Regions from separate parts of the Homo sapiens genome. Here region 2 is linked to region 1. The links are chromatin contacts, found by Hi-C or POLR2A ChIA-PET in ENCODE. All regions are on one chromosome and are shown on one strand. Each heading gives the region's core, a stretch centred on a gene start or an enhancer-like site at or near the end of the contact. The rest is flanking DNA. Distances are from core to core; before and after follow the strand shown.

Region 1 (3,322 bases), core at 750-3,249:
GCGGGCAGTGCCCTGGAAAAAAAAAATCAGCAATAAAGGCCATAGCTATGTCCCCAGAGCTCAGCTGTGGCACTTGTGGGCAGCTACATAGTTTGAAGTTTGAACAAAAGTTTTCTGAAAAGGAATTTGGAGGAAAGACACTTTCTTACAGTGAACAGTTTGCAAACTGGGGAGACACTGTCTTCCTGTATAAGGAAGGTGTGCATTTCAGAGAACAAAGAGAGGGTTTGGCTTTTGTAGGTTCTAAATCAGGTCTGTTTATGCAAATAAATGATTCAAACTTGCTTAGTTCTGATTGATCAATGCAGCTGAGTTTTGATTGGTTGACACAGCTAGGCCCTGATTGGCCAAGGTGGGGGAGCTCTGATTGGTTGGTTCAGGCAAGCTCTGAAAGTCCACAGTTAAACATAGGTGTAGGTTTCCCCAGAACTCAGAGTACATCTGTGACCTCTAGCCAGCAAAGGGCCGCTTGGCTCTGTTATAAACGTAGGCCCAGTTAGCAGCTCAGGATCTATCTTGAAGGATTGGCTCTTTCAGGTGCACATTTGTTCACAAAAGCATGGTTGGCTTCTTCACACAAGGACAGGTTTCTTCACAGAGAATCAGTTACACACTCCTGAGCATATTTAACTCCCACAGCCCATTAAGTAGATGATAATATTCTTATTTTACAAATAAGGAAACTGAGACTCGGAATAAATAAATTGTTGCAGTTCACGCATTTGCACCGAGATTCAGCCCCAGGCCTGCCTTCTCCCACTCCTGTGCCCCTTCCACCCACTGCCTGGCCCCCACCCTGCTGTTTCCTGCTGGGTGTGCCGGGAGCACTGACCTGGGGCTCTGGGGACAGGACTCGGTTTTATAAAGTGCTGGGAGAAGTAGGAGAATTCAGAGGGAAATGGGATCTGATGCTTGGATTATGGGAGAAGCAAGATAAAAGGATGCTAAAGGCAGGAGAAGCAATGGGAGAATGTCTGCCTGGTGTCCCGTGGTCCCTGTGCAGCTGCTCCTCTCTATTGTTTCTGTGAAGGGATCATGCAAGGTACTTTCCAGCCACTGTTTTAGACTTTTGTTTTTGATGAGCTGGAACAGCAGCAGGTAGGTAGGTGGTGGGGGCCCTCTTTTTCACTTTTCTTTCTCTCTTTCCTTGTCGTGAGCTCAGGGGCCATAAGCCACCCGTTCAACAGCCAAAGGATGAAGCAGATCTTGGCAATGTTACCATTTCTGTAACTACTGGAGGCTTGCTGCCCTTTGACAGACTGGAGTGGAGCGCTTCAGGGGAAAAGCAGTACCCACCAACACCGTGGCATCTCTGCTCAACGCTGACCATCACGTTGAATTTCTGTTTATGTCTGTAGTAAGATAATCAGCTGGAAAGCAGATTGCTATTGAGAGGGTTTTCTGGTTTTCTTAGTAGGTCAAAAACCAAATTAGATGACCCACATCATAGGCCCGGATCAGTTTAGAAAAATCCCTCCAGTCCTTCAGTGGCATCCTTAGCAGGAGGTTCTGACTTGGAGGAAATGGACAGCCTGCATTTTCTGGAACTGAGAGGTTGCAGGAGGAAGGGAAAGAGAGGGAGATCAAGGATGACAAAATCTGGGATTTCAGTTTATCCCTTCTCTGAGGACAGAAACAGCTCTCAAGCAGGAAGAGAGAGGCTTTAGAAATACCCAGATCAGTGAGCCTGGGAACCTTGATTGTCCACTTTTCTGGGCAGAGGAAGGGGAAGTTTCTGGTCCCAGAGAATTCCAGCTCAGCACCACACCCAAAACAGTGCAAGTGGATGACAGTTAAACCCAAGGCGGGGCTGTAGGGTGCAGGGGCCTGCATGTCGCACCCTGGAGTCCTGACAGTTTCCCCGAGCCACATGAAGGGCACACAGCCATACTGAGATGCCTTGGCACACAGAGATCTCAGACGGCTTCAAACAAGCCTTAGTGTGAATCAGTCATCAAAACCAGAAAACACTTTCCGGGTCCTCAGACTCCACCGTGGTCTGCAGTGCATCACCCCAAAAGGCCAGAGGAGGCCAGTCACACCTCAGAGGGCAACAGTGCAGGAAGCGGCCCAACCCAGCCGCTTTGTTGCACAGACTGGCATGTCAATACAGGATACAAACTGGGCCTCACTGTCTGCTCTGCCATGAGTTTTCCTAAGCCACACCTCTCCTCTCTAACTAGGGTGAACAAACATCACCTGCTCTACTGGCATAATTATTAATAGTGCCCTCTTTCTCTCTCAAACACATCTCGGATTGATCTGACCTGAGTGGTTAAAAAATAAATATTATAGAATAAGATGCATGCTGTAATTCCAAGTAATAATGAGAAAAAGCTCACCTATGTGTGCAAGGTTCCTCTATGCAGGGAGCATATTTGGAAGGACACTGCTAACCACGGTTACCTGAGGATGGTTTGGGGACACGGACAGCACTGCATTATTTTTACACGCATTGCATTCTAAACCAGGCACTTGTTTCTAAAAATGAAAAAAAAGTGCCCGTCTTGGAAGATGATTTGTGATGGTCACTCTATCCAGAGCACAGGCCTCACCTTGCCATGGAGCCGGAGAGGGCAATCAAATCCGAACATCTGCACGTCTCTGCTAAGGGGCTGAGTGTTTGTTTTAAGCTGGAGTAGTTTCTATCATTGCAAACAGACTAAGTTTACCAGCTCATGCTAAACACAGTTCAGTTTGTTTTTCCTGTTACCCCAGTGGGCACAGGTTCATGAGGAAAATTAGAACAGATGCAGAGTCAACATCTGTGCCCATCTGGGGGCAGTGTGAGTGGTTTTGTGAACATGCTGTAGTTGAATTCTGACTTTTGAGAGGTTGATTACTCATTTCTTTCAGTAGACAGAAATCATAGTATTTGTTTGCTGGAGCATGAGCTGCTTTATTTCTATTTTCAGAGTTTCACTTTGGGTCCACAGTGGGGCCTATAACCAATGCTGGAGGTTCTCAGCCAAAGAGAGTGCAGCGGCGCATGGCTGTCCTGCAGATGGTGACAGGTGGGGACTCTGCCCCTTCACTCTTGGAGGTCAGGCAGGGCTAAATGGCTGCAGTCCCCTAAGCAGTCAGTCCTTTTTTTAAAAAGTAAGAACAATGGCCTGTATTTGTTAAACTTTTTTTTTTTTTTTTTTTGGTAACACAAGAAAGGATCATTGTGATGCTGAGCCTCCAGTGCCACCAGACTCAGGGTTCCGGGTAGGCAGGGTCACAGCTGGGCACCCCGTTGTGCTGCTCCAGGACTGGCCCCGTGTCCTGGCCTTGGGGTTGAGTCTCGGGGTTGGCTGCATGCGTTGGTGTGATTTCAGGG
Region 2 (3,133 bases), core at 453-2,952, 220 kb after region 1:
TGCCAGCGGCAGCCGGCAGATCATATTTCCATGCGGCAGCTCAATGCACTCAGCCAATGCATAAAGGAAGCCAGTGGAAGGTTATCAATAAATAATGGATCAAACAGGGAGAGTGTGAAAGATGAATACTGGATGTTTTCCAGGACTTTGCACAGTCATTCATATGCATATATACCTTGCAAATTTCCAAGAAGAAAATATAGCATGTGGCATGTCTCAAACTTGATTGTTCTATAGAAAATGTTATGAGCTCAACTGTGTCTCCCTAAAACTCACATATTGAAGCTCTAACCCCCAGTACCTTAGAATGTGATGGTATTTGAAGATAAGCCTTTTAAAATGGGAATTAAGGTAAAAGGGGGTCAGGAAAGTGGGCCCTAATCCAGTTTGACTGGTGTCCTTATAAGAAGAGGAGGCTAGGACACAGACACAGACACTACACGTGTGCACACACAGACGAATGACCATGTGAACACACAGCAAGAAAGCAGCCACCTGCAAGCTGCCGGGCGTGGTGGCTCACACCTGTAATCCCAGCACTTTGGGAGGCCGAAGCAGGTGGATCACGAAGTCCTGAGTTTGAGATCAGCCTGATCAACATGGTGAAACCCCATCTCTACTAAAAATACAAAAATTAGCTGGGCGTGGTGGCAGGCACCTGTAATCCCAGCTATTCAGGAGGCTGAGGCAGGAGAATCGCTTGAACCCAGGAGGCAGAGGCTGCAGTGAGCTGAGATTGCGCCACTGCACTCCAGCCTGGGTGACAGAGTGAGACTCCATCTCAAAGAAAAAAAAAGAAAAAAGAAAAGAAAACAGCCACCTGCAAGCCAAGGAGAGAGGATTCAGAGAAACCAAGCCTGCCAATATCTTGGTCCTGAACACCCTGCCTGCAGAACTGTGAGAAATCAATTTCTGTTGTTAAAGCTCCCGTCCATGGTGTTTTGTTACGGCAGCCCTAGCAAACTCATGCAGAAAACCTCTTACTATCTGCATGATCTGTTTAGGATGTGCTGAAATAGTATTATTCACCATTTCAATACTATTTTATTTATTTATTTTTATTTTTATTTTTTTGAGATAGAATCTTGTTCTGTCACCCAGGCTGGGGTGCAATGGCACGATCTTGGCTCACTGCACCCTCCACCTCCTGAGTTCAAGCGATTCTCCTGCCTCAGCTTCCCGAGGAGCTAGGATTACAGGCACGTACCACCACGCCCAGCTAATTTTTGTGGTTTTTTCTAGTAGAGATTGGGTTTCACCATGTTGGCCAGGCTGGTCTGGAACTCCTGACCTCAGGTGATCCGCCCACCTCAGTCTCCCAAAGTGCTAGGATTACAGGCGTGAGCCACTGCACCCGGCCCAATACTATTTTATTAAAGCTTTTCTATTTTCTTATTTTCTAAAAATAAGTTTATTTTTATTTATTGGTTATCTAGTATCACTGATTTCTAAGTACTAACTTTCCCCATCTTTGTGTGAGTTCTTTGCACCTGATTCACATAAATCCTTGAATGGTACCTACTCTATAAATAGACAAACGCTTCCCGTGCATTCTCAGCCTGCATTCATAATCCCTCCCTAACCAGCCACTGCGGTGGCTTTGTACTGTGTCAATGTACCTAAGCTGAACTATGTTTCTCAGAAAATCTGAGCAAAATTTGGAAGGCAGAAGTGAAACAGCAGTCATATTTACAGTCAAAGTCTGTGTAGGGCCAGGCGCTGTGGTGGCTCACACACAATGCCAGGCAGCCACTGGCTCAATGTATTGGTACAGGGCAGCAGCTGTGCCTGCAGTTCCTCCAGCTCCCACCAGAACTGCTTCTTCAGCTTCACTGAATCTTGGGTTTATGAGCAATTCCATGGTGAAGGGCACCAGCTCCTCTGCAGGTCATCTTCATCATCAGCGCTGGAGTGTTGGAGGCCTGAGAGGCTGACGTGGAAGACATCAGTTTCAGTCCATCCACAGGAGTTCCATCTCCTCCCTGCAGGTGCAGCTCACGCCTACTCTCTCCCACTGCACATCCATTTGCCAGCCCTGCTGACTTCAGGCCCACTTCTGGACACAGGGGCAGCAGGTTGCAGCTTTCATAACAATGTGTATCCTAATCTCTTTAATAAATTCCTTGTTTTGCTCAAGGTGGTTTTGCTTCTCTGATCAAACTTTAATGATACAGATTTTGGAAACATCATAGGTGCTGCTGCAGTTAAAAACCTAAAATGTGTGGCACTGGCTTTGGGGCCAGGCAGCGAATAGAAGGTAGAGGGGCCTTGAGAAGTCTGTCAGTGAGGCCTTCAATAAATATGATGAAAATATTGTTGAAACCTGGAAGAAGGAAGACAGGTTTGTGTAGCGGTGGGAAGTTTAGCAACATTGAAACCCAAGATAACTTGGAAAATAGAAAATGTATCAATGAGCTGTATGACTGAGTGGAGGGAATTGACAGGCACACGGGCCACCTAACTTCTAGCTGCCACAATAAAATAAGAGAGAATGGGCCAGGCGCGGTGGCTCACACTTGTAATCCCAGCACTTTGGGAGGCCGAGGCGAGCAAATCACGAGGTCAGGAGTTCAAGACCAACCTGGCCAACATGGAGAAACCCCGTTTCTACTAAAAATACAAAAATTATCAGGGCCTAGTGGCGGACGCCTGTAATCCCAGCTACGTGGGAGGCTGAGGCAGGAGAACTGCTTGAATCCGGGAGTCAGAGGTTGAAGTGAGCCGAGATTGTACCGCTGCACTCCAGCCTGGGCAACAGAGTAAGACTCCATCTCGAAAAAAAAAAAAGAAATGAAAATAAAAAATAAAAATAAATAGGCTGGGCGCGGTGGCTCACGCCTGTAATCCCAGCTACTTGGGAGGCTGAGGCAGGAGAACTGCTTGAATCCAGGAGTCAGAGGTTGAAGTGAGCTGAGATCGTACCAATGCACTGCAGCCTGGGCGACAGAGTAAGACTCCGTCTCGAAAAAAAATAAAAAGAAATGAAAATAAAAATAAAAATGAGTAGGCCGGGCGCGGTGGCTCACGCCTGTAATGCCAGCACTTTGGGAGGCCGAGGCGGGCAGATCAGGAGGTCAGGAGATCGAGACCATCCTGACTAACATGTTGAAACCCCATCTCTACTAAAAATACA

What was found. Hi-C counts contacts between places; a loop is a spot of excess contacts on that map. ChIA-PET counts read pairs that join two places held with the same protein, here RNA polymerase II (POLR2A). Pooled maps may share reads with other maps.
Region 2: a loop to region 1 is called in a map with no recorded cell type, with 5 times the contacts of the local background. The contact joins two enhancer-like sites. A Hi-C loop is called at or near these places in 18 of 37 single-sample maps with no recorded cell type and 15 of 50 pooled maps. POLR2A ChIA-PET finds 5 or more read pairs at or near these places in 9 of 52 experiments (AG04450, GM12878, activated B cell and 5 more).

What each region holds. Positions count from the first base shown.
Region 1 is chr4:184,280,517-184,283,838 of GRCh38, forward strand. The region is part of intron 1 of LOC105377582 (a long non-coding RNA gene); the gene reads right to left. Among named protein-coding and RNA genes, the nearest start is that of MYL12BP2, 32 kb to the right of the region's middle. RefSeq lists enhancers at 950-1,079, 1,120-1,189, 1,210-1,359, 2,310-2,359, 2,760-3,019 and 2 more. Within about 2 kb of position 2,000, at least 15 of the 41 ENCODE cell types and tissues checked have a DNase peak (open chromatin) inside an H3K27ac peak, as active enhancers do; they include GM12878, where a contact is called at or near this core.
Region 2 is chr4:184,505,054-184,508,186 of GRCh38, forward strand. It overlaps LINC02427 (long intergenic non-protein coding RNA 2427), which reads right to left. Exons shown (of 3, transcript NR_147158.1): 3 at 1,407-2,323. Among named protein-coding and RNA genes, the nearest start is that of LINC02427, 31 kb to the right of the region's middle. RefSeq lists an enhancer at 1,811-2,020. Within about 2 kb of position 1,703, at least 6 of the 41 ENCODE cell types and tissues checked have a DNase peak (open chromatin) inside an H3K27ac peak, as active enhancers do; they include GM12878, where a contact is called at or near this core.